2 separate regions of the Homo sapiens genome follow, and region 1 is linked to region 2. The links are chromatin loops, found by intact Hi-C in ENCODE. Cell type or tissue: tibial artery. All regions are shown on one strand. Each heading gives the region's core, and the rest is flanking DNA. Links, peaks and the distances in the headings are about the cores only.

Region 1 (11,242 bases), core at 4,691-8,690, 69 kb after region 2:
GAATCGAGACTCTACTTCCTTTCTTTTGGGAGGCTCAATGTTTTAGAACTCATATAATAGGTTTCAGTTTTAAAAAGCTGATTGACTACAGTTGTTCTTTCTCTGCCCTACCAAAACCTTGCCAAAATGATAGTAAAGAATAAAAATGGGCACAAGGACAAGAAGAACAGGAGAGCAACAGCAGACAAGACATTTAGATGAGTTTTTGGAGGACAAATAGCAAACGAAGAAGTGGTTGCTGACTCAGTGGACAGGAGCAAAGTATAACTTAAGGGTCTGTCATAAAAAATTTGGCATGAAGAGGAACCCAGAGAAATCATGAGAGGTTTGGGATTTGGAGGCTCTGCTGAGAAAAGGGATGAGGCGTTGGTCTGAAAACAAGAGTCACTGGTTGAAAGTCTGCATAGAGTGTGTTGGGATCCCAGGTCCCCTCCTCATCCCACATAGCCAGGAAGCTGATACTTGAGTTTGTCCCTGTGAAAATGATGGCTCAGGGTTTGAAAACCCTAAAGAAAAGCCAATCAGCTAACAGCTCTATGCACACACTGCAGAGCTTCCTACAAGACTTTTAGTGCCTCACTCTTAACATGAATAGATAGCCAAGGATATGACATATGAGGAAAGCTTCCAACATAGGAGAGACAAAATATCCAGAAAAGAAAAAGGAATGTGGGGGGAAACAGACAATATAGGGAACATTAGAAATGATATTGCGGCCGGGCACAGTGGCTCATGCCTGTAATCCCAGCACTTTGGGAGGACGAGGTGGGCAGATCACAGGGTCAGGAGTTCAAGACCAGCCTGGCCAATATGGTGAAACCCTGTCTCTACTAAAAATACAAAAAAATTAGCCGGGTGTGGTGGCATGCTACTCGGGAGGCTGAGGCAGGAGAATCACTTGAACCCAGAAGGCAGAGGTTGCAGTGAGGCGAGATCATGCCACTGCACTCCAGCCTGGGCAACAGAACAAGACTCTCTCAAGAAAAAAAAAATAAAAAGGAAAAAAGAAATGATATTGCATCATAAAACAAGAACATGATACTATGAGAAAGAACTTTAAACCAGAAACAGTCTCTGGGGAAAAAATACATGAAAGTGATGTGGTAAAGCTTAGAGAAAATTCAGTAGATTGGAATAAGTTAGGGATGATGGAACATTTGGGGGGAAATAACACTGCAGAAAAGCACGCAAATGTGAAACATAAATTACAAGCCCTGGAAAAACTAAGGGCCATATAAGAATTAAAGCATAATATAGCCCACTTCTTGATTCAACCATGAAAAATATTTGTATAGCCAGAATGAAATATGGACTGTCAATTTAACCAAACATTGTGAAATAACTATATTTGGAAGATGCAAGAGACAAAATGAGAAGGAGCATTAGTATATGAAAACTAAGTCCTTATCTACCATGGTGGGAGGTTAGTAGAAAATGGCTAAAAATGATAGGTTAAACATTAGAAAGAAAAATAGAAGCAAATACTAGAAGAGCTAGCTAAAAGTTTTGTGGATAGTTGCCCCAGGCAACAGAACTGGAGAATGGGATGGTGGAAGGCGTGGGTAAAGGCTTTGGGGTTTTCAATATGGGCCCTGTAGCGCCATTTGACTTTCAAGTTATGAACATCTGCTACTTGGATGAAAAATTAATTATTGACAAAAAGAACACTGCTAAGGATTAAGACAGGTTGCTTGAAATCAATGAGTAGCAATAAAAGATTCCATAGGCTTCCTACGGCATACAGTAAGAACTCAAAAAGTGTGAACAGCTATTATTGTCATTTAACAATTAGTGGAGAAGCCAGCAGACTTTGCAAGATCATTGCCCGTCCATGACTGGCCTTTGTCTATAAATGGCAGGATTTCTCATGTGTCAGCTGCAGTATTTAGATTTGGTTGGAGAGCTGGGCAGTGTGGCTCAGCTGAAGTCAAGAGAAACCCCGAACTTGGGGAAAATAACTTTGCGGTGAAGAACATTAGCCAAGTGATCAAAGTTAGTGACCCCCGTGATATCATGTGGCTATCTTCTGAAAGTTTAAGATTATTCTAAATTAAAAAGTAAAAAAAGTGATAGAGAAAAAAAGGCAAAAGCTTTGAACAGACAATTTACAGAAATACAAAGTGGCCAATAAATATATAAAAATATGCCCAGCACCCCCAATAATTAGAGGAATGCAGCCCTTAAAAATTATGAAGTATTGGCCAGGTGCGGTGGCTCATGCCTGTAATCCCAGCACTTTGGGAGGCCAAGGCAGGCGGATCACCTGAGGTCAGGAGTTCAAGACCAGCCTGACCAACAGAGTGAAGCCCTGTCTCTACTAAAAATACAAAAATTAGCTGGGCATGGTGGCACCTGCCTGTAATCCCAGCTACTTGGGAGGCTGAGGCAGGAGAATTGCTTGAACCCGGGAGGCGGAGGTTGCAGTGAGCCGAGATCACGCCATTGCACTCCAGCCTGGGCAACAAGAGTGAAACTCCATCTTAAAAAAAGAAAAAGAAAAAGAAAAAAATTATGAGGTATCACTTTAGCCCCACCTGAATAGCAAAAAGTTGAAGAGAATGAAAACAGCTACTAGTTAATGGGAATATTGGGGTGAAGTTTCCCCCCAGATACTGTCTTTCTTCATAAGTAGAAATGTGATAGTGCCTCTTTTGGAGATCAACTTTGCTCTACCTTTTAAAATGAAAAAATCTACGTACTCTTCCCTTCATGAGTCCCTCTCCTTGGAATCTATCTGATAGAAGCAAGAGTCCATGGGCGTTTAATGACCATAGATTCAATATTATTCATGGCACCCGTGTTCCAAGTAGCCACCCAAACCCCCAACTAAAATCCAAACAAAAGGAAAACAAGTACACAAACAAAAACCAGAAAACGACCGGGAACTAAGCTAATAAAAGGGTTAGATCTGTTTCAGAAGACTTGAAGAGATTTCTAGAATATGCTTCTTATTTCTTCCCTGCCTCCCTGGTTTCTAGACAAGGTGGCTTACACCAGGTGGTTTTCAGGGGTTACCTGGAATGGGAAGGAGAGTTGGTGCAGATAAAGAGACATGCAGAAGGGAAGCAGGAAGGTAAGACAGCAAAAGACTGATTTGGGAGATATAAAAATATCTCCCAAAATAAAAATATCTCATTTATGTTAAATATGTGTATGTCTAAAACTTATGTATATGCAAAATATTGTCAACAAGTGGCTGATGGGATCATCTCAGGGTGGTGGGATTTTAAATGGTTTTTTATTTTAATTAATTAATTATTTCATAAAATTCAGCTCCTGTGGGAAGATGAACTTTTAAGTTATTTCCTACACTTTTATACACTGTTCAAATTGTTCCAAAGAGCAAGTGTTAATTATATAAACTGAAACAGCAATAAAGCTGTTTACACAGTGAGGAGGAAAAAAAAAAACAACTTATCAAGGATCCCTTATCCATGCACCCACCTGGTGATTTCTTTAAAACAAAATTGTAACCAGCCATGTCCTGGAGCAGACACGGTCCTTTATTTTACTATGTGATAAAGGAGGTAGTGCTTCTTTTGTAAATTCGAGCTCTTGCTCTGAGGAGGGATCCTTGACATTCTGAGAACTGTTAAATACGTATACATGCCTCGTTTCTAAACCTGAAATCATTTAACAGATTTGGTTATTGTCTGCTCCATTAATTGTGCTATTCTCCCATTGCAGACCAGTAAGCCAGGGCTGAGGGGATCTAAAGCTCCTCCCAGCATCACACAACTGAGAGCTCTCCCAGACACATCCCCTGGGAGCTAGTAGATAGACTGGAATAAAAATTTTGAGCCTTCACAGTCTCCCAAGCCAATCTTTTCATCCTACTATAGTGTAAGCTTCCATGCAAAGCCACCCTCCCCTCCACTGTTCTCTGGAGCAGAGCAGGTCTACAGGGTCAGGCTGCCTGGCTAGGCCCCTCTGTGAATGCCCCTTGATTAGAGAACCACTATTATTCTCCTCCTCATAGTCCATGGAAAATAAATACAGGAAAGTCAGCAAACTTTCAAGAATGATGATGCTGGCTGTTTTCAGGTCCCAGTCATCCCTGCAGCCTGGCCGTGCCTTCTGTAAGCCTGTTTCTTCATAAGCTCTCTGCCAGCAAAACTCCTGCAATAGAAAACCATCTGGAGAAGAGCCAGGCAAAGGCCTTGATATCGGTGTTCTGGGCGCTGGGATTGATCATGCAGAGACCAGTGCAGCACCTAAACAGGGACCATTTCCTCCAGCCTGCCCACAGCTGCTGCCCTCGGGGCTTGCTCTGACACCCAATTTTTAAAAGCAGGCTCTTAGAATAATAAAACCAGAGAATCTTTGAATACAGAACCATTGACTGTTAGAATCATAAACTATTGAGAGAAGAACCATGAAATTCTAGAATCTTGGCGTTGGAAGTTACCTCCCAGGTAAATGGGTTCTGTCTCCCCACCTAAGCAACAGGTATTTCTTCTGAGGAAACTGGGTGCAGCAATGATGTGGCCACAACACCTTGTAGATGTGGGAAGATGTCCACGGTGGCCACAGTAAGAAGCCTTTTTGTGGTCTCTACCTTCTGAAATAGTACATGACGCAAGAAAATGTCCATGCTTGTCACGACAAAAACTACTATTCCCTGGAAGTCTGTGGTACTTTTGAACTCTCTTAAAACTTTACCCTCCTTGAAGAAGGTTTCAGGAGAAAGAGGAGGCCCTGGAAACTCTTGATAATGCCCTCAGCACTGCTTCCAAGGAGCGCCAGTCATATAGACCATCCCTGAGAGAAACAAGAGAAAACGGGAAATTCTGACTTCTCTCTACTTCAGAACTATGAGCTATTTTAGTTGGCATTTTTGCCCCCATCCAACTTTTTTTGGCTTCGCTATCTAAAACAAATAAATAAAACAGCTGATGCTGTGAACTGTAAAGAATCTGAGCTAATTTGGTCCTCCCCTTTCTCCCATCCATTGCAGACTTCGGCCATAGCGCGTGAGCATTAGAAAACAACTTGTCGCCCACTCAACTCTCTTTCTCATTCCTAAAGGAAAATATTTATATTACGCCACAGAACGGGTTTCCATGACAGTGACGACTGTAACACTGTTGCCTTAGCAACCACTTGAGTCCATCTTGAATGATCTGAATCCCCTTCACAGACAAATAAGGAAAATCTGTCAAAAGTGCCATTCCGCTGGTGGGAAGTCCTGGAAGACGGTTTTCTCGCGCCCTCGTTCTCCCTCCAGGTCCGTCCCCCCGGTCCCCCAGTACATCTCCCCTAACGCTCACTCGGGAACTTTCCATATTTGCTACTCTTTCAAGAGCTTGCCCTCGCCCTTCTCCTAGTGATTAGACCCTAATCCACCATGGAGACGCTGCCCAGAGCTCTGCAAAGGGTTAAGGACTGGCAGGCAGAGCCGTGCCAAAGACAACAAGAGACAGAATAAATACACAGATCATCCTTTTTATAGGGCCTTGCTCTTGCCCCTGGAGACTGGGTGCACGTTTTTCTCTATCAGTCCAGAGCAACTCTGAGGGGAGAGTTTTATAGGAAAGACCAGTCCTCCTTGAGGTTCAGCTCTCAGTCACAACAAGTGGGCAGGTTGCCTCTCGGGCCTCAGTTTCCTCATCTGTACGATAAAGGGGTTGAGTGGAGGGTCCTTCTGGCTCTTACACTCTAGGAATTTGGGGGAATCAAGAATGTATCATCTGGCCGGGCGCGGTGGCTCACGCCTGTAATTCCAGCCCTTTGGGAGGCCGAGGTGGATGGATCACTTGAGATCAGGAATTCCAGACTAGCCTGGCCAACATGGTGAAACCCCGACTCTACTAAAAATACAAAAATTAGCAAGGCATGGTGGTGGATGCCTGTAATCCCAGCTATGTGGGCAGCTGAGGCAGGAGGATCGCTTGAACCCGGGAGGCAGAAGTTGAGAGGTTGCAGTGAGCTGAGATTGAGCCACTGCACTCCAGCCTGGGCAACAAAGCAAGATTCTGTCTCAAAAAAAAAAAAAAAAAAGAATGTATCATCTTCTTTCTCCCAAAGTCATCAGATTTCTTGTAGCATGCCTACAGAGAACTCAGATAGGACATCAGGACAAGTGACATCCTGGAGTGACATGGAGCACGCCAGCATTCACAGGGAGGTGCATCTTCCCCCATCACACGTGTGGGCACAGGTGAAAAGCACCGTCGGCATCAGCGGCAGTGGTGCTATCAGCACCGTAAGCACACACTGCAGACCAGGCCACTCCAACTCAACATCTTTTACTGGAGAAGGTGCTCCTGCAGGCTGATTAAATCAATAAATGAGCCCTCTCAGGGAAGCAGCGACTTTTCTCCTGGAGGAAATGTTTTCAATGCAATTCATATCCATCTCTGGAGTTTTCTTTGCCTCTTTCCTTATTGAAAAACAGCTTGAAAAGCTAGAAATGCTGACCTGTTTTCTTTCATTCATCTTCCTGCTTCTTACTGACAGGGAGAAAGCTGTTTTAAGAGAGAAAAAGAGCAGTTTAAATCGTTTTTATAATTTTACTAGCCGGCAAGAAAATCACTTTGCTGGATTTGTATGGAGACTAGGAGAAATGGAACAAAACATGGGTGGAGGGCCGGGGAGAAAAGAAAAAGAAGAAGCTGGTGCCACTTTAGGAGGAAGCTGAAATACCTCTTCACCAAAGCCCTTCTTGGAAAGTGTAATATCTACAAAAGTCACTTCAGACCTTTTCAGACTTCTGACCTAACTGAGAGGCAGGATGGAGTGCAGGAGTTTAGAGTGGGCTTTGGAGTCATACGAAAGTGGGAATGCACTTTGCTCCCACATCCCGTCTTGCCTGCTGGCCACAGCTGATTAGAGTAGGCAGGAGTAGATCCCTGACCTTAAGACAAACTAAACACGGCCTGACCTGATCTGACCCAAAAGGATTGGCTGGGTCAGCTGGTTTTCTTTCCTTAGGAGCCTGAATAGGAAGTAAAGAAAGAATTCAGCCTGGCGCGGTGGCTCATGCCTGTAATCCCAGCACTTTGGGAGGCTGAGTTGGGTGGATCACTTGAGCTCAGAGGTTCAAGACCAGCCTGGGCAACATGGTGAAACCCTGTCTCTACAAAAAATACAAAAAATTAGGTGAGCATGGTGGTGTGTGCCTGTAGTCCCAGCTACTTGGGAGGCTGAGGTGGGAGTATTCCTTGAGCCTGTGAGGTCGAAGCTGCAGTGAGCCAAGAACGTGCCACTGCACTCCAGCCTGGGTGACAATGTGAGACCCTGTCTAAACAAAACAAAACGAAAATAAAGCAAAGGAATTCCCCAGTCATTGGAGGACAGGTCAGGTCAATAGTGAAAGAACTGAAAAAGCACAACACTGGTAGTCATGGAATAAGATTCATCTCATCCAGACCATATCGTGTTCTGCATTTTTGTGAATCTGTTACCAATCTTTAAACTTTGGGATATTTTGCATAAAAACCCAGCTCTTTGGCTTCTCTTAAAAAGCCAGAAGCTCTGTAACACAGAGTCAGCATGTCCTGGCTGCAATCAGCTGGAGCTAGGGCCTGCAGCTGCCCGCTTTTCCTGGGCCATATGTTCTCCCATCCACCAGCCTCCACCCTGCCTTGTTACGCTCACACTCAGCTTACCTGCCTGCCCCATGTAGGCACTGGTGCATGCCTGTGTAGGTATTGGTGTGTGCAACCCCTAAATTAGAGGGAAGGCCCCTAGCAACTGCTTCCTGGAAACTACAATTGCCTTGAATACACAGCTGGAATTACTGAGGCAAACTTTAATATAGTTTCTGGTCCCAGATTTCCCAGAGGCTCCCCTTAATCTTATATGTGGAGCCTTACAATAAATCCTCTCTACCAAGCTAGCTTGAATGGGTCTTTATCCCTTGCAATAGAACAAGCCCCATGTATACAGGGGTAATTATTAAATTACCTCCCCTTCTTTTCCCAGCTCTCTCAGAGGCTGCAGTTTTTACAAGGGGCTGCTGTCTGAGAAGTCTAGGGGAGACTGGCTGATGATTGGGAGATGCATTCCTAAGGATTAGCTGGGCACCAGGAACCAAGGTCAGGCTCACTTTGCCAGGGGAGATACAGGAATGAGAGCTGACTCAGAGGCCAACAGCTTGTGAAAAATACCAAAGTAACTCCATAGGTACCTACCTGGGATTCTTTGGAGCCAGGTGTATGCAAGGCACAGACTGGTCCTCTGGACATAGTAAGCCAAGGGTGGTGTCCAGTAGGACTTTGGGGAAGCTTACCCACATGAGCAATCAGAACCAACCTCAGCCCTAGCCTTTGGAGGCCTCCAGCTGGACTGTAGGAGGAGCCCAAGGCAGCTGGAGTTCTCCAAAGGACTTGAGGGGCTCTGGACAGAGGTTATTCATCAACTAGTATGAAAGTATATAAATGTGAGCCACTGGTATGGTCCCACCTGTGACTGCGGGGCTTTAACTCAAAGAATAATCATTCTTTAAGTAGTCATGATGGATACCGGGCCTCGTGGTCACCAGGTTGCTGTGAGTGCAGCATTGGTACCTTAATGGGTTAATGCCAGCACAGCCCTGGAAATCTTCCTTTGTTATGTGCACAGGGATCTCCAGAAGCCTGGCTTTGCAAGGATTTGGGTTCAGAGATGTGTGTGAGCTCCAGGATATTGCAGTTTCTTATCACTGACTCTCAGGTACTCTGGACATGAGCCATACATCTCAGTAGACAGTGAGGTCTTTATCTTGTCTACTAGATTCAGACTGGGGTTATTGTGTGGATCAACACATAAGCAAGATGGAGGAATAGGGTTTTCCAGTGCCCATCTACCCACAGAAACATCAATTTGAACAACTCTCCATGCGTAAAAATGCCCTCAAAGGGTTAAGGAAACCAAGTGAGAGATTATAGCAAGTGGGTTGTAGCACAGAAGTAAGAGGTGTTTAAGAGGGTAGGGAGGAGAGTTTTACATCATCCAAATTGCCCCTCCCCCCAGTCCAGGCAGCAGAGGGCAGAGAGATACCCTCTATGTCGGGGAGGGAGAGGGAAGTGAACACCTGACTTTGCCTTGGGGCCTAACACTGGGCCCTCTCAGTAAAACTCAGTACCAGGCAGGACTCCACAGCCCAGCCTCCAGGCCAATACCCATGGACTAAGCCTCCAAACCAGCCCTGGTGCCAGGAGGGATCCTGAAGCCCCAGGCTCCGGGCCTGCATAGTGGAATGTCTCTAGGCCCGTCCCACTGCCAGGCTGACCCCAGTGGCCCCAGACTTTGGGACTACCTAGCACCAGGCCAACCACCACAGACTCAATATCCAGACGCAGTGGCCCTGGACTCTGGACCACCCTCAGCACTAGGCTGCCTCCCACAGCCCCAGGCTTCAGGCCTGCCCCAGCACCAGGTTGACCCCAGAGCCCTAGTCATCAGGTCTTCACCTATAGACCCAGTCTCAAGGCTGGCCTTTGTGTTCATAAGTTCTTATCATTTAGCTCTCACAAGTGAGAAAATTTAGTATTTAGTTTTCTGTTCCTGTGTTACTTTGCTAAGGATAATAGCCTCCAGCTCCATCCATGTTCCTGCAAAAGATAGGATCTCATTCTTTTTTATGGCTGCATAGTATTCCATGGTGTATGTATACCACATTTTCTTTATCCAATCTGATATTGATGGGCATTTAGATTGATTCCATGTCTTTGCCGTTGTGAATAGTGCTGCAGTGAACATTTGCATGCATGTGTCTTTATGGTCGAATGATATATATTCCTCTGGGTATATACCCAGTAATGGGATTGCTGGGAGGAATGGTAGTTTTACTTTTAGCTCTTTGAGGAATCACCATACTAGTTTCCACAATAGTTGAACTAAATTACACTGTCACCAATAATATATAAATGTTCCCTTTTCTCTACAACCTCACCAGCATCTGTTATTTTTTGACTTTTTAATGATACCCATTCTGACTGGTATAAGATGGTATCTCATTGTGGGCTTGATTTGTGTTGTTCTAGTGATTAGTTATATTGAGCTTTTTTCATATGATTTTTGGCTACATGTATGTATTCTTTTGAGAAGTGTCTGTTTATGTCCTTTGCCCACTTTTTAGTGGGGTTGGTTGTTTTCCTCTGGTAAATTTGTTTAAATTCCTTATAGATGCTGGATATTAGACCTTTGTCAGATGCATAGTTTGCAAATTTTTCTCCCATTCTGTAGGTTGTCTGTTTACTCTGTTGATATTTTCATTTGCTGTGCAGAAGCTTTTAAGTTTAATTAGATCCCACTTGTCAATTTTTGCTTTTGTTGTGATTGCTTTTGGTGTCTTTGTTATGAAATCTTTGCCTATTCCTATGTTGAGGATGGTATTGCCTAGGTTGTCTTCCAGGGTTTTTATAGTTTTGGGTTTTACACTTAAGTCTTTAATCCATCTTGAGTTGATTTTTCTGTATGGTATGAGGAAGGGGTCCAGGTTCAGTCTTCTGCATATAGCTAGCCAGTTATCTCAGCACCACTTATTGAATAGGGAGTCTTTTCCCCATTGTTTGTTTTTGTCAGCTTTGTCAAAGATCAGATAGTCGTAGATGTGGGGCCTTATTTCTGAGCTTTCTATTCTGTTCCATGGGTCTGTGTGCCTGTTTTTGTGCCAGTACCATGCTGTTTTGGTTACTGTAGCCTTGTAGTATAGTTTGAAGTTGGGTAACATGATGCCACCAGCTTTGTTCTTTTTGCTTAGGATTGCCTTGGGTATTTGGGCTCTTTTTTGGTTCCATATGAATTTTTAAATAGATTTTTCTAGTTATGTGAATCATGTCATTGGTAGTCTGATAGGAATAATATGGAATCTATAAATTGCTTTGGGCAGTATAATCATTTTAATGATATTGATTCTTCCTATCCATGAGCAGGGGGTGTTTTTCCATTTGTTTGTGTCTTTTCTGATTTCTTTGAGCAGTGTTTTGTAATTCTCTTTTTTTTTTTTTTTTTTTTTTTTTGGGACAGAGTCTTGCTCTGTCACCCAGGTTGGAGTACAGTGGCACGATCTCGGCTCACTGCAACCTCTGCCTCCTGGGTTCAAGCAGTTCTGCCTCAGCCTCCTGAGTAGCTGGGACTACAGGAGTGTGGCACCATGCCCGGCTAACTTTTGTATTTTTAGTAGAGATGAGATTTCACCATGTTAGCCAGGCTGATGTCAAACTCCTGACCTCAGGTAATCCGCCTGCCTTGGCCTCCCAAAGTGCTGGGATTACAGGCATGAGCCACCACACCTGGTCTGTAATTCTCATTGTAA
Region 2 (12,510 bases), core at 4,335-8,334:
TCAAAGTATACACGTTTTTTAAAATTGTATATTCTTGGTAAAGATTATATTACCTGGCCTTATCCAAACCATAGACATGCTCCAGGTGTTAATTATTTAACAGCTATTTGAATAATCATAAATGTGGAACGCAATGAAGGTTCTTGCCAAGGTCTGAGGATACGTGGTCAGGTGCGGTGTGGAGGGGCATCCAGTCAGTTCTGGTGTTCCGATTTTAATAACACCTAAATGAATTTCTCAAAATTTAGGAACCTAGAAACACCAAAAACACTTTAAAAAACGATCCAGAACACTTTATTTTAGAAAGATTGGTATTCAAATTTTTTTAATCAATCAAAGGAGAAAAAACACTATTTTAAAAAGTCAGGTTTATTGAATATAATTATATGGAGTAAAATTTACCTTTCTAGTGTACAGTACTGTAGATTTTGACAAATGCATACAGTTATATAACTGCTACAACAATCGAGACACATAATACTTTTATCACCCCCGAAAATACCTTTGTGTCTCTTTGTGGTAAGCCCTTATTCAATTCTCAGTCCTTGTCAACTCCCGATCAGTTTTCTCTGTTATGTTTTGCCTTTTCCTTAATGCCATATATTACCCACTGTGTAGCCTTTTGGATCTGCCTGCTTTCGCTTACCATAATTCAACTCGAGATTCGTCTACTTTGTTGTGTGTGTCAATACTTTTTTAAAAGTTTCTGATTAGTATTGTATTGTGTGGATGAACTAGAGTTTGTTTATCCATTCACTGGTTGAAGAACATTGTTTCCAGTTTTTGATGATTGTGAATAAAGCTACTATAAACATCCTATTCCAGGTTACTGTATAAACATAAAGTTTCCTTCTCTTTCTTGACGCTTATGAGTAGGATTGCTGCATTGTGTGGTAAGTGTCTGTTGAACTTTGTAAAACTGTCAAATGGTTTTCAAAAGTGGCTATACCATTTTGCATTCCCACCAGGAATGGATGAGAGTCACAGTTGCTCAACATCTTTGCCAGCATTTATTGTTGTTTTTAGTCATTCTAATAGACCTACACACCCGGCTCATGGTTTTTCAAATGCATTTCACTTGCATTTCCCTCATAACTAATGATGTTGACATATTTTCATGTACTTACTTCCCACCAACATATCTTCTTTTCTGAAGAGTCTCCTGAAATTGGCCAATTTGAAAAATTGGATTGTTTGCTTTATTATTATTGTTTGGAGAGTTCTTTGTATTAAGGACTTATCAGATATGTGTTTTATAAATATTTTCCTCTGTTGTGTGCTTGTCTTTTCTTGTTGTTTTGTCATTTTGTGTGTGTGTGTGTGTGTGTGTGTGTGTGTTTGAGATGAAGTCTCACTCTGTTACCCAGTCTGGAGTGCAGTGGCCCCATCTTGGCTCACTGCAACAACCTCTGCTTCCCAGGTTCAAGCAATTCTCCTGCCTTAGTCTCCTGAGTAGCTGGGACTACAGGTGCCCACCACCATGCCTGGCTAATTCTTGTATTTTTAGTAGAGATGGGGTTTCACCACATTGGCCAGGCTTGTCTCAAACTCCTGACCTCAGATGATCTGCCTGTCTCAGCCTCCCAAAGTGCTGGGATTACAGGCATGAGCCACCATGCCCGACCTTGTTTTTTCATTCTCTTGACAGTATCTTTTGAAGAGCAGATGTTTCAACTTTGAAAAGGTTTAATTTATTATTTTTTCTATACTTTTGGTGTTATAGCTAAGAAATCTTCATCTCACCTATAGCCATAAAGATTTTCTCCTATGTTTTCTTTTAAAAATTTTGTTGTTTTAAGTTTTACACTTAGATCTGATTCATTTTGAGTTGAGTTTTGTATATAATACCAGGCATGGATCACATTTCTCTTTTTTACATTTGGATGTCAGTTGCCAAAACCATTTGAATGACCTGTACTTGGGTTTACTGGACAGTTAAATGTACATATAGTTCATTACAATGTGGTTACCAATGTGTCCCTGGTGGGTCTTTCATTCATTCAGTTATTCAAAGATTTCTCAAGTACCTGCTACAATCTAAGATACTAATCATGAAGAATCACTGCCTTAAGGTGTTTACTGTCTAGTGTAGGAGAAATACATGTCAATAGTATATAACTATACTATGATGCAGAGAGTAACAAGCTGCATATGTTCTGCCCAAGAATAGAATCTGAATCATTTCATGATTCATGTCAAGAACCTACTAGACTATTTAGGAAGAAGCTATATGGTAGGCTAAAAATGGAGGTAACTGAGTAACTGGCCCAACCCTTTGGACAACTGGCCTCTGAGGGATTTGGCAGAAATGCCAAGTCAGAATGTTTGAATGCTTACTTATAAATGACAGGCACCTGAAAATCTAAATGGTCATATTGAAATGCTGGAGAGTTGGTGAGAAACTTGGTCTTGGAGACAACTCAGTCTGCAGCTTCAATCAAGTCACTTCAGCATTCTGGGCCTCAGTTATCACATCTATAAAGTGAAAAACTTGGACCAGGTAATCTATGTGTTTCTTTCAGGAATAAAAAATGCAAGAATGTGGAAGTTTGGTGCTATGCTACTGAAACATAGGAAGCTACAGTCATATTAGGTGAGTTGATGGATGCTAGACAGAAAGATATAATTATTGAGTGCTTAGGCAAATCTATGGGTGTTAAAGGAATGAAAGGATATTGCTCATAAGTTAAAATTAAAACCAGACTTACACACTATATACATATATATATATATATATATATATATATATATATATATATACATGTATGTGTGTATATATATATATATACACACATACATACATACATACATATACTTGAAACAGGGTCTTGCTCTGTCACCCAGGCTGGAGTGCAATGGTGCGTTCACAGCTCACTGCAGCCTTGACCTCCTGGGCTCAATTAATCCTCCCACCTTAGCCTCCCGGGTAGCTAGGACCACAGATGCACCACCACACCTGGCAAACTTTTTGTATTTTTTTTGTAGAGAAAAAGTTTCACCATGTTGTCCAGGCTGGTCACGAACTCCTGAGCTCAAGTGATCCACCTGCCTTGGCTTCCCAAAGTACTGGGATTATAGGCGTGAGCCACCATTCCTGGCCACACACCATATTTTTTTGAGGGGTAAGGAGCACTCATGAGAAAATGAATTATTAGACATTACTGATATTTTCAAAACCCTGTAACAAGATCTGTGAAAAGTCTGTCACAGTGTTTCCCTTATATTAATGATAACTCAGTTTTCCTCCATTATGGCCAGGGACATGCCTAAGAAACAGGAAATAAAAGGCATGAAAATAAAAGGGTAATTTTTCTGAATGAGGAGGTAAAAAGAACAGAGATTGGCCTCAGAATATTTTGTCATGCAGAAACAAATAAAACTGATACTAAATATCTCTAGTTTGTGAATGTCAATTCAGTGGGAACAAGCTCTTGTATAATCTTATAAAGCTGAGTGTTTTAGGTAAACCAAATTATGTTTATAGGGTGATAGGCAACTAAAGGACCAGTTAAGACAAAGGGCAGTGACTTGAGAGTCACCATATTCACAAAAGATGTTGCCTCTAGACTCTAGAGAGTGTGATAGCCAAAAACAGTAAAACAGGCTGGGCAACATCAATTACCCCTAATGGGATGTGGGTTACTTTGAATGAAATATGAATCAGAAACACTATCCTCTCATTATAAAAACCATGGGGGCCTCCAGACTAGGAAGCTGTGAGCCAAATCCTGGCTGCTGAATGTTAAGGAAGACACAATTGAGTTAAAGGATTTATGTCAGAGGGTAGAAATGCTGCCACATGATTCCAGGGTTTAAAAAAATGGGCCCAGTCTAGAAATTGAAAGGCTTGACATGGAATATGATCAGCTATAAAAGTGTTAACCTTCAGAAGAGAACAAACTGATGTTTGCAAAATGCCAGAAAATAAAGAAAGACCAGTGAAGCTTAAAAACACAATACTTTCTACAGCTATGAATTTCATTACCTCAAGAAGAGACCAAGAATGATAACTTGAACAATTTTCTATAAGAATTAGCTAATAACCTTTTGGGTTCGATTATCCACTGACTGAAAGGAATCAAATGTTTTCAGGGTAATATCATGGGAGGGCTGTTTGTCATCTTGGTCTCGAAACCAATAGCCAAACAAATTTTCTTTCACATTCAACAGATCATAAAAGGTAGTAAGTTTTATGCTGAGTTCTGGGGAATCTCATACTGTTGGAGCAGCTATCTAATGTCAAGTTTAGAATTTACATTAGGAGGAAACAGCTTTCTGCAGATTTACTTTTCCCAGGCCAACCATCTGACAAAAAGAACAATCAGCTCCCAAGGTGGTGCCTCCCCTTCCAACAGTGGTTCTGACTGTCTGTCCAGAGAAAGGAAATCCTAAATGACCTGTTCATCAGCTGGACATTCCTGTGCCAATCAGCCTTTTTACTCCACTGAAATATTTAGATAGTTACAACAAGCATATAAGTGAACGTTACAATCTCACGCAGAATCTAAAATAACGTCCTACGTCAGGCAACTAACAATAAAAGTAAAATTAGACTGATATGACCACACGAACAACAGAAGACACTGGATGCAAAGTTTGGTGGCATGATCACTTGAAACGTACAACAGAGGTAACCCAGTGCATATTTAGGTTCTTGTGAAGTAACTGTGATTAGCGGAATTAGGCTTAAGGAATGAGTGGCCAAAAACCAAGTGTTAAAATGAGTTATTTTGGGAATCCCTTTGAGAAAGCTCTGAGGGTCCCAGACGGGCATAAATATCCGGTGGTTGGGCCGGGCGTGGTGGCTCATGCCTGTAATCCCAGCACTCTGGGAGGCCGAGGTGGGTGGATCACCTGAGGTCAGGAGTTCAAGACAAGCCTGGCCAACATGGTGAAACCTCGCCTCTACTAAAAATACAAAAAAAAAAAAAAAAAAAAAAAATTAGCCGGGTGTGGTGGCACGAGCCTGTAGTCCCAACTATTCGGGAGGCTGAGGCAGGGGAATCGCTTGAACCCAGGATGCGGTGAGCCGAGATCGCGCCACTGCACTCCAGCCTGGGCAACAAGAGCGAAACTCCATCTCAAAACAAACAAAGATCAGGTGTTGGGCAGTGCTCGGTCAGTGGTGGCCATGGCTGCGCAGGAGGAGGCAGAGCTCAGTCTTTGGTGGGTCACGCCTCTGTGGTTCTGCTTGGCTGGTTTTCTGTAGTGCTATACCTGCATATACAGCTACAGCTGTCTTGAGAGCTGACTCCGTCTACTTTTTTTTCTCTGAAAAATGAAGTTACTGAAAGCAAAGTGTGTTTCTTGAGTGTGTTTTTATCCTTGACAAGTGTTAAGGATACGGAGTACATACAAAATAACAAACTGAGAGCTGCTATTACTGTCTATTTTAAGCCTCGGTAAGCTGCTTGAACTCCTAGAAAAGAGAAGGAAGAGACAGGGGGTTGGGGGAGGGGGGCATGATACAACCAGGTGCAACCTGGGGTCAACTAAAGAAGACACAAGGAGAATAGGCATGACTTTTAGGGCGAACTTCAGAGAGAAGAGAAAGGCTGCTCTCAACCTCTTTGAAGGAAAATTTATGCAAGACTCCCAACTTGCTCACAATCTGCATAAAGGCAGCAAACGAATTGAGTAAATTACCTTTGTCCTCACTCAAGGGATATCTAATAATAATCCCAAGCTTTATTCTTTGGTAGGGCAATACACACAGCCAAAACTGCCCCAGTTGTTAAAAATGATTAAGTATTTCTGTATTCCTTGGAAAAGAACTGCTATCTGAACCACCGGAATGCTACCAGCTATCCCATTTGCCCCAGCTCCTCAACTGGGACTCCCCAGACCTCTGCCCACTCCCGCCAGGGTGAATGCCTGGCCCCGAAGGTCACTGCTGCAGCTCTAGAATGTTCATTCTGACTGATTGGTGCCTGGACTACACTGATTGTGAAAGTATCCTATCTGTTCTCAGGCAATGGTCGTAAGCGACACTGCTGACTAAGCCAGAGAGTTATTAAAGTAACTTAGTGCAGGATGGCAAGGAAGTTGGGTAGAGATGGAAGAAGAGACTAGCTCAAGGTTGCCTGGGGATGGGGAGTGAGGGGCTGTTAGTGCTGAAGCCTCCTGGACTCACTACATGAAGAAGGATCCTCCTTGGTCCTGAATGGCATGGCAATACCCATTTACTGCCTCTAGGAGAAGCTGGGAGGAACAGATCACAGCTAAGAAGCAACAGGAACCCCAGAGGGGAAAAGTCTTACGTAAATATGCAAGAGGATTAAAAACAGAAAAAGAGAATATTAATCCAAACCACAAGTGTATTTTCAGACTGCCAAGGTCCTGAACTCCTGCGTCTTACGCACCTCAGTGTGAATGGTGCTTTTACCAAAGTAAGAGAGAATTTAACTCAACTGAGGGACTTATAAGGGAGGTTAAGGGAAAAGTTCCAGATGGGGTAGTATAAAAATGCAGAAAGAGCAAATAATTCCTTTAAAGAGTAAATGCCACCAAAGGCCCCAATTTAGCAAATGCCTGTGTATCCTCGGAACTCACTGCACTTACAAAATATCCCTTCGGGGCATGGCATGAAATTTGACCATGCAATAAGATTTCCTTCATTTGGCATATGTTTATTGTGTTTACATATTTGGTCTCAGAGCCAAAAATACGCACAGATAGGTCCCAGGCCAAACTTGTAAGCAAATGAAAATTTTTTGTGACTACTTCTTCCATCTTCCTTTCACCTCCCTTTGCCCTCCAGTGGTCAATCTAACCCCCTCTGAGGGATGAGTGCTTTTGGCTCAAGTGGTAATTCCTTTTGGAGAGGAATTATGAAGGACACATTCCATTCAGGACCTGGAGGAGTGAATCTCTGTGAGTAGGCTTATCACGAGGGGTGGGAGAAGGCCTTTTGGGGGCCAGTTCACAGTAATTCACTTTTTTCTGGGCTTGGAAGGAAGAGTTCCTCAAACAGTAGACACTTTGCATTTCAGGTGCATGGTTGCAATTGTCCATGCAGCCAGGGAGGTCTCTGTTTCTAATAGTCAAGCTCCAGCACAAAGGACTGGATAGAAGTGATTGAGCTGAGGAATGTCTTAGCTTCCCAGCAGGATAGCCACCAAAGCAGCAGGCACACAGGGAGGGGACCATAGAGGAGTATTGATCACTGACAAAGGAACTGCTGCCCCATGATGTAGGAAAGAGTAAGTCCGCTTTAAGTCAGTTTCATTATTGATTTTAAACTCTCTAGGCCAGGCGTGGTGGCTCACGCCTGTAATCCCAGCATTTTGGGAGGCTGAAGTGGACAGATCACTTGAGGTCAGAAGTTCGAGACCAGCCTGGCCAACATGGTGAAACCCCGTCTCTACTAAAAATACAACAATTAACTCGGCATGGTGGCGGGCGCCTGTAGTCCCAACTACTCTGGAGGCTGAGGCAGGAGAATCGCTTGATCCAGGGAGGCAGAGGTTGCAGTGAGCCGAGATGGCACCACTGCCCTCCAGCCTGGGCATTAGGGTGAGACTCCATCTAAAACAAAACAAAACAAAAAATTCTCTAGAGACTATGTATGCTTTTATTTACTGCACTGGGGGTGGGCCACTTCTACCACCAGCCCTGCCTGCAACCTGCCCAGCACAGAAGTACCTCAGAGGTTTCTCAGCCCACACAGTTTTCCCTGGGAGCTAAAGTCTGAGAAGTCATCTCAGTACAAACTGACAATGGCAAGGTTAGGAACAAAGGCAGAGGTGAGGTGAGGAACTTGGGTCTGTATGTACTATGAGGACGCCTTTCTGCCAGGCGAAAGAGAAGCAGACTGCGGTTCCTGGCAGGGCAGCCACACTCTCCCAGCACCCTCCTGCTCAGTCTCTGGTGACTGAAGCATCACAGGAGGCCTCGCCTGTGTCCTCCAGTTGCTAGGGTGATTTAAAAATAGCTTCTGCAGCTGGGGAAGGGGGCAGGGGAAGAATGAAGATAAGTGGCCTTTTGCAGGAAAACCAAAGTCAGTGAATCCTCAAAGGCAATGACCCTCCCTTGCAGGAAGGTGTCCTGTGTTTACTGTGCTTCTTACCTGAAAGACAATCTTTTTGTCCTGGGTCTGCTGTGGACTCTTTCTGGTAAGGACCCGGCTGCCTCTGGAGAAGGCCCTGTTCACTCTGTGGACCTGCAGCCAGGAGGACACCGGCAGTCTCTACACAGAAACAAACAGTCGGTGTTCAGGATCAGGTTCAGAATGATTGTTCTGCCAATATCAAGATGAGGCTTTGCAAAGCACGCCTGTCGACAGGAGTTCTATTGGGAGAGGCCGTGTGCAAGGGAAGAGTGGCACAGGGCCAGCAACATCCTCTTCAACTTTTTGCATTAGGAATTCCCATTTTTTAGTGTCAGTGTCAATGGGTTGGTGTGCTGTGTTGGGTAATGGCAGCCAGAGTCCCAGCCACGTCACCCTAACTTTAGGCTATTTTCTCGGTTCAGTGTGAGTGTTTCAGGCCAAGTATCCCAGTGAGGGGACCAACCGATTTTTGAAAATTACTTAGTGAGTATCCCAGGAAGGTGTTGTGGTTTAAATCTGTGTCCATCTCTCCTCTCTCCACTTAAGAGACTCTACCTCACTATTACCAGGCTTTGGGAGATAGCAAAAGCAGTTATTTTATTTATTTTTTTTTTCAGGAAAAGATTCAGGACTCTGGCATTAAATTTTATGAGAAACTTCCTAGTTAAGCAGTCTTTGATCCCCTCAAAGGAACCACCAAAATAAAGTCTGATATTCAATGTTTTGGGATGTTGTAAAGCTATAAAAAAAGAATAATAATTAAAATGTATAAAAATACTCACAATAAAGTAGAAAACAGTTTACCAAACAGTATAAATAAAATCTTAATGTTTAAAATTATAAAGTATATGTATATAAATATTACATCTTGCCACATGTTACATGTATATAATTGTATATGTACATCCAATATAAATATGGACCAAGTGTGCTGGCTCACACTGTAATCTCAGCACTTTGGGAGGCCGAGGCAAGAGGATCACCTGAGGTCAGGAGTTTGAGACCAGCCTGGCCAACATGGTGAAACCTCGTCTCTACTAAAAATAAAAAAATTAGCCAGGCATGGTGGTGGGTGCCTGTAATCCCCAGCTACTCAGGAGCCTGAGGCAGGAGAATTGCTTGGACCAGGAGGCAGAGGTTGCAGTGAGCAGAGATTGTGCCGTTGGACTTCAGCCTGGACGACAAGAGTGAGACTCCATCTCAAAAAATAAAAATAAATAAATAAATATGATACCAGATTGTTTCTGGATTGTTCAATTATAGTTATTTTTCCTTCTATATGCTTTTATTTATATTTCAGATTTTTCTACATGGAGTATTTCATTACTTTACAACTTCCTAATGCAATTTAAAAAATATATCCACATTACGAAGCTGAAAGTTGTTCTTCTCTTAGGCATGGCCAAACAAAGGCAGACTAGTGGTCTGGTGGCAGAAGTGGCCTTTTCTTGCCTTCAGAAACTCCCAGGGGATGGAAAGTAAAGACAAGTCTCCTTGGAGGTAGAGGGAGACCTCCCTAGCTCTTAAATCACTGTTGAATGCTAATTTGCTCAAAAACCTGGAGGGAGCTATTCAGACCCTTTATAACCCCCTCTCTGGACTGGTCTCATTTTGTCATGAATCAAAATGTTATCCTCACATTTAACCCAACCCCGCCCCCCAACCCCACCGACCCCCCCCACCCCACCGACCCCCCCAACCCACCGACACCCCCAACCCCACTGTCCCCGACAGGGCTGTAAAACATTTCTAGTGGGCTCAGGGGCAAACAAGGTTCTCAGGCCCAGGGCACCCACCTAGAAACAGCCTAGGCACAAAAGCTGCATTCCAGGAGCCTGAGGCGTGGCCTCACTAGCATGTGGCAAGAAAGAGGGTGGCCAGTTAAATGCCTTTACTGCCTCACTTGTTTTCCAAATATATATGGTGGCTCTCAGCAGGCTGACAAAAACCTCGCCTTGAGCAGGGCCTTAATTACCTTTTTTACTGCCTCTGGACTTCAGTTTCCACTTTTGTAAAATGAGAAACTTAAACTTAAAAGTTAAACTTGAACTCTAAGTTTCCTCCTGGCTCTGGGAGTTGTTTGGAGGTAAACAGTTGCTCTTCAATTTTATGGATGTTCCAAAACCCAATTTGCCCCCTGAAATCTTTGGAGTAGTGTGAACTACAAGTCTAGGATCCAGGTGCATGCCGGAAGCCGGAAGCCCAAGGACTGAGTCCAGCCCACAGAGATGTCTTTTTTGGCTCACAGAGTTAGAAGGGCACAGAATTTGGAAAAAATAGTCACTTACCAATCTTTAAAAATAGGGCCTTTTTGGCCAGGTGTGGTGGCTCACACCTGTAATCCCAGCACTTTGGGAGGCCAAGGCGGGAGGATCACTTGAAGCCAGTAGTTCGAGACGAGCCTGGCTAACATGGTGAAACCCCGTCTCTACTAAAAATACAAAAAATTAGCCAGGCGTGGTGGCATGCGCCTGTAGTCCCAGCTACTCAGGAGGCCGAGGCAGGAGAATTGCTTGAACCTGGGAGGCGGAGGTTGCAGTGAGCCGAGATGACACCACTGCACTCCAGCCTGGGTGACAGAGTGAGACTCTGTGACAAAAAAAAAAAAAAAGGGCCATTTTGAATAAAAACCTACATTTCTGGATTTTCTTCACAAATCGTAACATCTGGCAATACTGGGCCTTCATGGAAATAACCTTCTGGATCTGAGTGGTGGCTGCACCTTTTGAAAGAGACGTGGGGTCTCCAGGTGCCCAGCTGCTTCAGTTGCTGCTGTCTCCTGGACTCTGAGGCTGAATGGCAGTGGCCATTCTCAGGTTTCTTATAACGGATCTGGTCTCTTCACTCAGTCATGTTACCTCTCTGACTCTTGCAAGCATCTGAGTTTGCGATGTCTGATTTCTTGGGAACAGAGGTCACCTTTGTATCTTCCACAAAGCTTTGCTCGGTAAGAATGCATAAAGGTACTCAATTTATACTGTTCCTAGCCACCCAAAATGAAGGGTTTGGTAGACAAAGTGAATCAATCCTTGTGTTCAGAGTTTTACAGTGTTTTTAGGTGAATCGCTTTCCTTCCCCACGAAGGCAAAGGATTTGCTCCTGAGTAAGCCCCTGGCTCCTGCAGGTCCTCCTCTCGGGCAGCCTTAATTCTGGCCCTGGTATTTCCTTGGAGTGTGCCTAGGGAGGTTTGGCTTAAGTTTGGCTTCTCACTTAGGAGAGGACTTGCCACATACCTCCATGGAGACAGAAAAGGGACTCCGGGCTCCCCTCGTATATCACTTTTGACACTCACTTTAAAACACAAGAGCATATTTTTCATTTGCCAGCCATCCAAAGACGGAATCCTCATCCTGTTTATTGACACTGGGGATTTGGATAAGCTGCTAGTAATACAGAGATGGCAGTTTCTAGAGATATGCTGAGGAATAAGAAACTGGTTTCTACTTCTCTCCTTATCTCTGCTCTCAGCAGTACCTATTTTATTGTTGAGACTTCTGTGACCTTAATATGTCTATTCCCCTAATGATTTTATTTTTGGTCAAAGTGAAAACATGCTGTAGAGTAAAATAGGTGGTTCAAATGGTAAGTGAAGAGCAGTCAATTAGCTTAAACAACTTGAGGAAGATAATATACATATTTTATTTTAAAATAAAGTAGCCATATAACTTATTAATTTATGTTTTTTGAGGCAGGATCTCACTATGTTGCCCAGGCTTGTCTCAGACTCCTGGCCTCAAATGATCCTCCCACCACAGTCTCCTGAATAGCTGCGGTTATAGGCATGAGGCACCACACCGAGCAGCAAAAGCTGTTGTAGTGGGGAAAAAGGTGGCAGGCTGTGAGCAGAAATTTCCAAGTGACTACAGGAAGTCCCTAAATTTTATTGTTGTACATTTATCTGTTCATTTGAAGCTTTGTAAAAATTGTCTCTATCTTGGCTCTCACATTTTTTGTGCCCTCATTTTGAACTCTCTGTCCCTAAGTAATATCAAACAGGTTTAAGCAGTCAAAGTATCTGAGATGCTGGTACTTGGCAGTATCTTAAACAGAAGGAGGCAGCAGGTTGGAGAGAAGGAGGAGCTCTCCTGAAAACTGTAATCACAATTATGTGAGCACCTACTATGTGCTAGACCCTATTCAAAGGCAGAGGAAACTGACCCATGGGATGGATACGCTGTAAAGAATTCCAACACCAGCCCTGCAAGGTAAGTTAATAGTTATGCTAACTGCTGTAACAAATCCAAAGTCTCAGTGACTTCACAAAACTTAATTCTAGTTCATGTCACAGTCCACTGAGTCAAGCAGCTCTCCCGAGCAGCTGTCTTCCAGGCAGTAGCCCAGAGATCCAGGCTCCTTCTATCACGTGGCTCTGCCATCTCAGAAGCTTTCACTTCCAGCCATGGCCTCGGGGAGAGAAAGAACATGATTAGTCAAACTGGGGTTTTATGACCAAGTCTGAA

The links. Hi-C counts contacts between places; a loop is a spot of excess contacts. Peaks named below come from ENCODE experiments on the same cell type or tissue, not always from the same donor. Only the 100,000 strongest peaks of a DNase experiment are listed, where the experiment ranks them.
Region 1: a loop joins it to region 2, with 1.9 times the contacts of the local background. A loop is called at or near these places in 1 of 110 quality-filtered maps.

Annotation. Positions count from the first base shown.
Region 1 is chr3:186,488,668-186,499,909 of GRCh38, forward strand. It overlaps LINC02052 (long intergenic non-protein coding RNA 2052), which reads right to left and starts at 4,994. Exons shown (of 8, transcript NR_033844.1): 1 at 4,439-4,994; 2 at 3,445-3,623. RefSeq lists an enhancer at 6,673-6,967. In tibial artery, for the core only: no CTCF peak of the experiment used is centred there; no DNase peak of the experiment used is centred there; H3K4me3 peaks cover 635 bases; H3K27ac peaks cover 3,531 bases.
Region 2 is chr3:186,419,932-186,432,441 of GRCh38, forward strand. No RefSeq gene overlaps it. Among named protein-coding and RNA genes, the nearest start is that of LINC02020, 14 kb to the right of the region's middle. RefSeq lists a silencer at 4,999-5,088. In tibial artery, for the core only: a CTCF peak has its summit at 6,181; no DNase peak of the experiment used is centred there; H3K27ac peaks cover 2,842 bases.